Regions from separate parts of the Homo sapiens genome. Here region 1 is linked to region 2. A link is a contact called in ENCODE Hi-C or POLR2A ChIA-PET data. All regions are on one chromosome and are shown on one strand. Each heading gives the region's core, a stretch centred on a gene start or an enhancer-like site at or near the end of the contact. The rest is flanking DNA. Distances are from core to core; before and after follow the strand shown. Region 1 holds the start of TMEM260 (transmembrane protein 260). Region 2 has its middle 11 kb from the start of LINC00520.

Region 1 (4,203 bases), core at 1,098-3,597, 770 kb before region 2:
AACATGTAAACACAATTATCAAATATACGATAAAGCAAATTTTCCATATTGGCATATACTTGGAAAACAGTTTATCATTCCCAAAAATGAACATAAAAATATTAGAAGCAACCACTATTTAACATCAAACCAAACAAAATTAAAGCACCTAAAGTTTGGTAACTCAAGGTGAATACACAACTTTATTCTTTTAGGAAAAAATAAAATACAGTATTAATAAAGGCAAGGCAATAATCATGATTTTAAATAAATTTTAAACATCACTACATATGTGATGGTGGATTTAGAAAAGAATTTCATGAAATGTTTTGACGAAAAGTAGAGGTTAAGGGGGCATATTCTGAAGTCAATATACTTTTCTTTTCCTGATTTCTCTACTTTGTGTGACTTTGGGCATAGCTTAGCCTTAGTTTTCCCATTTATAAAAGGAAAATAATAATTGCACCTACTTTTAAGGGTAGCTGGGAGGGTTAAAACAACAACCCATATAAAGCACTTGGAACAGTGCCTGGCACATAGTAAGTGCCCAACAAACGTCAGTTATTATAAATCTCACTCCCATCCTTCACACTCAACCAACCATAAGTAGCTGTCAATCTTTTTATTTTTTTACAAGTAACAGAACTACCTAACCTCTGAATAATGCTCTCCAGCACCAAAACTCACAACTATAAAGTTACTTCCATTATGAAATACCAATCTTGGTAACACTGTACAGAAACTCCCTACTACACGAATGAAACACTATCCCTACTTGTGCAACAGGACCTGAAAGAAGAAAGGTAACAATTTGAAGATGTAACATCAAAGATCTTCAACGTGGTAGGCAGCCCTAAATATGATCCCCACTAATCCCCAAGTCCTGATATTCTCACCTGTGTAATCCTTCCCCCTTGAATATGGGTTGGGTTTACTGACGAAGTTCCAGGAATAAAATGCAGAAGTGGTATATCACTTACAGTATTAGGTTACAAAATGACAGAGCTGTCAGACAGAGAGGTGTCCTTCATCTTTTTCTTGACAGAAGTCAGTTAACTTATGGAGACCCACATAGCAAAGAACTAGATTGCGTTTCTCCCCAAATTGAGCCTTGAGAAGACCGCAGCCCCATCGCACACCATGACAGCAACCTTTTTCTGAGTACGAGCATCTAGCTTAAACGGCACCCAGACTCCTGATTTACAAAAACGGGAGACGATAAACGTTTGCTGTTTAAGCTGCTCAATTTGGGGATCACTAGTCATGCAGCAAAAACTGCTTCTTCAGTCCATAGGTTCACCACCTGAAATTACAGCACTATTCTGACAAAATTACTGGCCATGATATGGCATTATTGAATCCAAAAACAAAACATGGATCTTGTTTCTTGCATCAAATACAAAACAATTAGTGTGATTTAAGGGCCAATGAGTCATGCTTTTCTTTTTCATAGAAACAGCCGCACCTGGCTTCCACCTTTTTAAGAGTTCTCCTGCAAATATTCTGCATGGCTAGTTCCTTCTCAATATTCAGGTTTCAACTAAAACACCACCTCTTCAGAGGTCTTTCCTGAATAGTCATTCGGAAGGACCCACTACTTACCCCCACTCTCAATCATATTTCCCTCCTACTGTCTCCATAACTTATCACCAGTGAATATGCTGTTTATTCATTAACTTGTGTATTGTCTAACCGCACTGGAACACTAGCAATTATCTGTTCGCCACTACTGTTCTTTTGTTTGAAACATAATAAGGACACCGTGAATAATATCTGTGGACTAAAAAAGACTGAAAGTAAATACTCAGGACCAGGATAAAAGATCTGGGGAAGTGGAGAGGTCGATAAGCCCCACCAGGCGAAACCAACAATACGCCCCATCTCGAAAACCTGAGAACTAAAGAAACCACAACGACAGGAATGGAAACAGAAGTGGGCTCTGGAACACACAATAGTGCGCTGTGCACAGGGGGGTGGATGGAGGCCCAGAGCTGACCAGACCGAATGCCAAGAGCAGGGGCCAGACGCAGACCCTGCCCGTTCTGGGACCAGGGGAGAGGGACAGAAGGGGCAACCCTGCGAGTACTTTACCGGAGTCTCCCCCCGGTACCGAAGGGGGCAGGGTGAAGGTGAACACTGCGGCCACGGCGGCGAACACCGCCACGCCGCCGCGGATGCCCCCGGAGCGCCGCAGCCCCACTCGGACTGCCCGCCCCTGGGCCTGGCCCCTGCCGTCGCCATGGGGACTCATGGGCCAGTGGCGACCGAGGGAGAAGGACACGGCCAGCCCAAGAACCCGGTGCGACACGGAGCTCCCCAGCCGAGAGACGAGCGCAGCTTGTGCGGCGGCCACGGCGGCTTCCGGGTCGAGCCTCCGCGGGTTGGACCGCACCTTTCTCCGCCTGAGCGCGGGGAGGAGAAAATGCCAGGCCTCCCTTGAGCCAGGCCCTGCGAGTTTTCCCGCAGTGCACCACGCATTGGCGTTCACCTACTTATAATGTGATTTAAGGTTCCTAATCACCAGGAGAGCATTCCCTTTAAAAAGCAAGCCCGGCCACAGGCCTACCTTCTCCATGGCTATTCCCCCCTTTTATACTGACTTGGTTGGGTCTGACAGAGACCAAAGCAGCGTCGAAAACCGCGAGCGAGGAAGGGCTGCTCCTGCCCCCTACGGTGCGGGGTGGAACTGCACAAAAGGGCCACGATCAGCCAGGAGCCCCTACCTGTGCTAAAAAAAAAAAAAGGGTGGTGTATTTACCGTATGTGCAAAGTAAGCCAATAAATACATTAATCACAATTATGTATTTATTACGATTTACTACGTTACTATGACTAATTACAATAAGTCTGTGTGCTACTTATTAAATCACTGAGTAATTTTTAGAGAGATTAGAATATGCTAGTGCGTCTTTTTTTTTTTTTTTCATTCCATAGCATAATGAAAACTCTGTAGATGAGTCGGGAAATTTGAGTTCCTGTATTCATGCAGATAACTCAAACCATGATAAAGGTGTCTCCTAGTTTAATGAAGAGGAGTGTTTTGCTGGAGCTTTCAACACAGCAAAGTGGAAAATGAAATTGAATCACCATATTTTACAATGAGCTGTAACGCAAAAAAAAAGAATCGGAGCCGTTAATAAGGACAACTACATAACAGCGCAGTTAAGCTTTTTAAGCTTATGTTTTATTATTAAAGCAATTATCCTGGAGTGGGCGGGGAGGAGAGCAACCCGCATAAAATGTATCTCAAAGACACACTGAAAACCAGTGACAATCTCAAACGTGTTACGCGCAATTTGATAGAGACACAGTGACTAAACTATAGAGTAACATATACCTACCTTGACGGTCATGGGGCCAGCACACCTTAGTCTTTTCCAGGTACTTATACAATTTCCAGCCTTTTCCAGGTAATTTCTCAGCTGTACTGTGAGTTCCTGGAGGAGAGGGGCTGTGTGGTAGAGTGCTTCTAAAATGGATTCCCAGATAACCCTGCCTCCTCACTCACTTCCTGTATAAGCTGCTCGCCTTATGTGTGAGCTTAACCTAAGGATTGGCTTCTATCAATACAATAAGGCAAAAGTGATGGATGTCACTTTCAAGATTAGGTTATGAAAGACTAACTTTCATCTTGCTGGCACTCCCTCTTGTCCTCTCACTTGTTCTCTCTGATGAAGCCACCTACCATGGTGTAGGCTGCCCTGTGGAAAGGTCCACATGGGAAGAAACTGAGAGCCGCCTCTAGCCAACAGCTGGCAAGAAACTGAGACCTTCAGTCCAACAACCTTAGAGGAACTGAATCTAGGCAACACCATGTGAGGGAGCTAGGAAGTGGATCCTTCCCCCACATAAGCCTTGAGATAACTATAACTCCTGTCAAGACTTGGATTGCAGCCTGTGGATGACCCTGAAGCAGAGGACCTAACTAAGCCTCATCCAGACTGCTGTCCTATAGAAACCGCGAGATAATAAATGTTGTTTTAAGTTGATAAATGCAGGCTAATTTGTTAGTTATCAGCAATAGATAGTTAAGATAGGCTGTCTTCTATTTCTTTGCTGAAAGAACATGCCAATGAGTAACCTTGACTGGGTCAAGCATATACTTCTTTCCCTTTTTATGCATTTCACTTTTGCTCATGAGTTTTATTTAAAATTTTTTTATTTTGGAGGGGAATAATTCTTTGTCCATGTTTGGGAGGTAGAGATCAGTGCTGGAAGTACAAA
Region 2 (4,301 bases), core at 838-3,337:
TTTATGCAGCCAACAGACACATGAAAAAATGCTTATCATCACTGGTCATCAGAGAAATGCAAATCAAAACCACAATGAGATACTATCTCACACCAGTTAGAATGGCAATCATTAAAAAGTCAGGAAACAACAGGTGCTGGAGAGGATGTGGAGAAATAGGAACACTTTTACACTGTTGGTGGGACTGTAAACTAATTCAACCATTGTGGAAGACAGTGTGGCAATTCCTCAAGGATCTAGAACTAGAAATACCATTTGACCCAGTCATCCCATTACTGGGTGTATACCCAAAGAATTATAAATCATGCTGCTATAAAGACACATGAACACGTATGTTTATTGCAGCACTATTCACAATAGCAAAGACTTGGAACCAACCCAAATGTCCAACAATGATAGGCTGGATTAAGAAAATGTGGCACATATACACCATGGAATACTATGCAGCCATAAAAAAGGATGAGTTCATGTCCTTTGTAGGGACATAGGTGAAGCTGGAAACCATCATTCTGAGCAAACTATCACAAGGATAGAAAACCAAACACCACATGTTCTCAGTCACAGGTGGGAATTGAACAATGAAAACACTTGGACACAGGGTGGGGAACATCACACACTGGGGCCTGTTGTGGAGTGGGGGGAGGGGGGAGGGATAGCATTAGGAGACATTCCTAATGTAAATGACAAGTTAATGGGTGCAACACACCAACATGGCACATGCATACATATGTAACAAACCTTTACATTGTGCACATGTACCCTAGAACTTAAAGTATAATAATTAAAAAAAAAAACTGGTGGGGAGTGAAGGAAGAGATTCATATCATAGAAAAGTGGTATGGAAAGTATTTTTCTTCATGAAAAGAATTCATAAAATATCATCTTTGTGGGAATTAGAAACAGTATCCTGCTAGAAGAACCAATTTTTAAAATGTGTCCCTTCCTTGGACTGACAGACCCATACCAGAGAAAATAACTTTGCCAAGGATGCTGGCTAGGGGTTTCAGTCCCACTTTCATCCCCTTGGCCAAACATCTTTGTGCAGGGAACAACACACACCATTGTGCACAGAGTCCCTACTTGATCCCATGCACATCTGTGACACATTCATTGTTCTTCCCATCACCAAACACAAGGAAACTAGGAGAGTCCATCCCAGTGAAACCCTCACCTTTGCCCAGATTGCAATGATTTTATCAGAACATCTTAAGACTTAGGCATTAAGGAAATCCAGGTTTACAGTGGAATTGGCATGAACATGAAAATTTCCTGACCTACTTTTAAAGCACCTAACGTAGATGATGTTTGCTTAACAGCTCTTCACAGTCCTCAGCCCTCACATGTATCCCCCTTTTCTCAGGCATTTGTTCTGCAAAGCAACTCACACAACTCTGTCTGTTTGGGAGAGCTGTTCCATTCAAGCACCTTGGGATATTGCTGGCATAGTGTGCCACATACGCCACCTTCCATAGCACAGAGCTATAGCTCAGGACCTAGATGGCGAGCTTTGCCTTGACCATGTGGTCTACACATGCCATCAGGAGTGTCTTTTTTAATGTGTGAAATGTGTTGTTTGTGGGAGGCTGCACATCCCCTTTTGCCAGCTGCTTGCCTCTTTGAGATCGCTTTCTCAGCAGTTCAGACGGGCTGGTCCCATAAATCACAGAGAGGAGAAGGGTTAGAGGATAGAAGGAAACAAGACATGTGGCATATGGAATTTGTCCAGAACCACTCAGGTGCCTGCTAGTTACAGTGTTGGAGCTCGCTCACTCTCTCTCATATCTACGAGACTAATTTACCCTTCTGTTATTGTTATTATTTGTTCTGGGAAGTTTTCGTTTTACTAGAACATCTGGCACTATAGTTTCACACCCTGGGGTTTCCTGGAAACACTCTCAGGGAGGAGTTCGAACCTTTGCTACCGGAACTCGCCCGGGCCTGAAATGTGGTGAGCTATCATCTCAGCCCACGTCACGTTCTCTCTCTTGTTTCCTTTGCAAAACATCATTACAATCAGTGCCACTGTTTTTCAATGAGAGATGCTGGCACCAAGCCCAGAGACGGCTGTGCAGACCTTGTCCTGCCAAGAGTGGAGATAACGTGGGCCTGATACAAAGCCCTCTGACCACACCTCTGGGTAACTCCTACGCTGAAGCACAGCCTGGCCTCCCAGATGAGCTCAGAGTGCCAAGCCCAGGAGCAGGCTGGGTGTGAACCAGGTCCCACCCTGGGAGCCCTGGTCCTCGTCACATTGTTAACCACAAGACCTACCCGCCTGTCCTAATTTCTACAGGAGAGCCTCAGGGCCCCTTTCAGTTTTGAAAGGCACATGAAAAATGTGACATGGGAGTCACTGGAAGGGCCCCGTCTCCCTTCCCTCTTCTCATGGAGTCTCTCCCTCTCCTTTCTGTCCTTGCCTCAGCTATGTTGTCTGCAGCAACTGTTTGCAGAAATTCTCTTCCCCAGCATCTTCAGAGGCTGGCTTCTTGACCTAAGACTGCAGTGTCAATGTCACCTTTCCTAAAAAGCCTTCCTTCTCTGATCCCCTAGGTGAAAAGGGCCACTGAGCAGCTCCAGCACTTCAGTCCTTTAATTATCTGCATGGTACTAATCACAATCTTAGAGTTTGCTCCTAGGTTTGCCTCTTGGATTTTTACCTGACCTTACCTGCTAGAGGGGGAGCCTGTCTTGTTCACCTAGAATAAATGCCTTGCACTGTGAAAGGACAATAAATCTTGGGATTCCAAAACCACTAAGCCAAAGGGAAAAGTCAAGCTGGGAACTGCTTAGGGCAAACCTACCTCACATTCTGTTCCTGAAAAAGCTACTAAATTAAAAAATAATAATAAAATAAAACAAAATAAAATAATTTTTTAAAAAAACCTACATACCTTCCTCACAAGGAATTTCCTTGTGTACAAAGGACAGACAGAACTCAAAGTCATTCCTCTTCTCACCAAGATAAATGCAAATCTGACTGCCTCCTTTCAAGAGGCTAATCAGAACCTCAAAAGAATGCAACCATTTGTCTCTTACCTACCTATGTCCTGGAAGCCCCCTCCCCGCTTTGAGTTGTCTCACCTTTCTGGACAGAACCAATGTACTTCTTACATATATCGATTGATGTCTTACATCTCCCTAAAATGTATAAAACCAAGCTGTGCCCCAACCACCTTGAGCACATGTCATTAGGACCTCCTGAGGCTGTGTCATGGGCATGCGTCCTTTGGCAAAATAAACTTCCTAAATTAACTGAGACCTCTCTCTGATATTTGGGGTTCATACCACATAGAAGGTACCGAATTAACATTTGTTAAAAACATACTGGCCCGACTCCTTACTAGTGTGATCTTGGGAAAGTTAACATTTGTGTCTCAGCTTCTTATCTTAAAAATAGAACTAATTATAGTGCCTAATTCCTGGGATTGTTGAGATAATTAGACAAAGTAATTCTTGTGCCGTCCTTAGCAGAGTGCCTATACAAAGTGAGCGCTCAACAAGTATTAGCTATTATCATTAGCAACATGTTAACCCATTTGCACTTGGTCACCTCCCAGTGCTCACTAGTTTCCAGCTTAGCTGGTCCTGAAGGAGTGGAGAGGAGCCCAGAGCACGGGCAAGGCCAGGCCTTTGAAGGCACCACAGGGAAGTGTGGAAGAAAGAAATGCACCAAAAATGAATGCCTCCTATTTCTCAAATAAGGACTACTCCTTTCAAAAGGGTTATTTCTTTCCCCCTTTTCCTTCTCCCCCTTCCCTGCCAATACCACACAACTGAACCTGGCCCTACACTTGTTACAAGCAGCAGGGGCTGAAGGTCACTGATACTCTATAGACACGTGGCTCAGCCCTCCAGCTGGGCTGGGGACGAGTGACTGTTCTTCCTAGCTGTGTCACCTAAAAGTAGGGCAGACAAAGATGTCCGATAAGTCACATGATTCAACCTCAGCTATGACAGGAAGAGGAGGAAGGTCAGTTGGCTTTGGTTGTAACCATGGTCCAATATGGATTCAAACCCATGACATGGTTAATATGTCCTGCACCAGGCACACAAGGCCATTTTGCCTGAGGATTTGGCATTCACTAGGAGATGGTTTATGTAGCTACTCAAAGGGAATAAAGAGACTGATTTTCACAAGGAAAAGAGACCCTGTGCTCCTCTAGAGCAGAGACTATCTCTTGATCATACCTTCCCTCTGCCCACAGTCCCCAACAGAGTGGGCACTGCCAGCTACTCGTCTTCCCAAACCAGCCAGTTGCTTTTAGCCCCCCATCAGGATCATGTGGATGTTCTTAAACGCT

Evidence for each region. A loop is a pair of places that touch in the nucleus more often than their neighbours do. ChIA-PET counts read pairs that join two places held with the same protein, here RNA polymerase II (POLR2A). Pooled maps may share reads with other maps.
Region 1: a loop to region 2 is called in a pooled map, with 7 times the contacts of the local background. The contact joins the promoter of TMEM260 here to the enhancer-like site in region 2. A Hi-C loop is called at or near these places in 7 of 50 pooled maps. POLR2A ChIA-PET finds 5 or more read pairs at or near these places in 2 of 52 experiments (CD4-positive, alpha-beta memory T cell and HEK293).

The regions. Positions count from the first base shown.
Region 1 is chr14:56,577,942-56,582,144 of GRCh38, reverse strand. It overlaps TMEM260 (transmembrane protein 260), which reads right to left and starts at 2,347. Exons shown (of 16, transcript NM_017799.4): 1 at 2,071-2,347. The coding sequence starts at 2,230. RefSeq lists a silencer at 2,060-2,279.
Region 2 is chr14:55,805,042-55,809,342 of GRCh38, reverse strand. No RefSeq gene overlaps it. Among named protein-coding and RNA genes, the nearest start is that of LINC00520, 11 kb to the right of the region's middle. Within about 2 kb of position 2,087, at least 17 of the 41 ENCODE cell types and tissues checked have a DNase peak (open chromatin) inside an H3K27ac peak, as active enhancers do.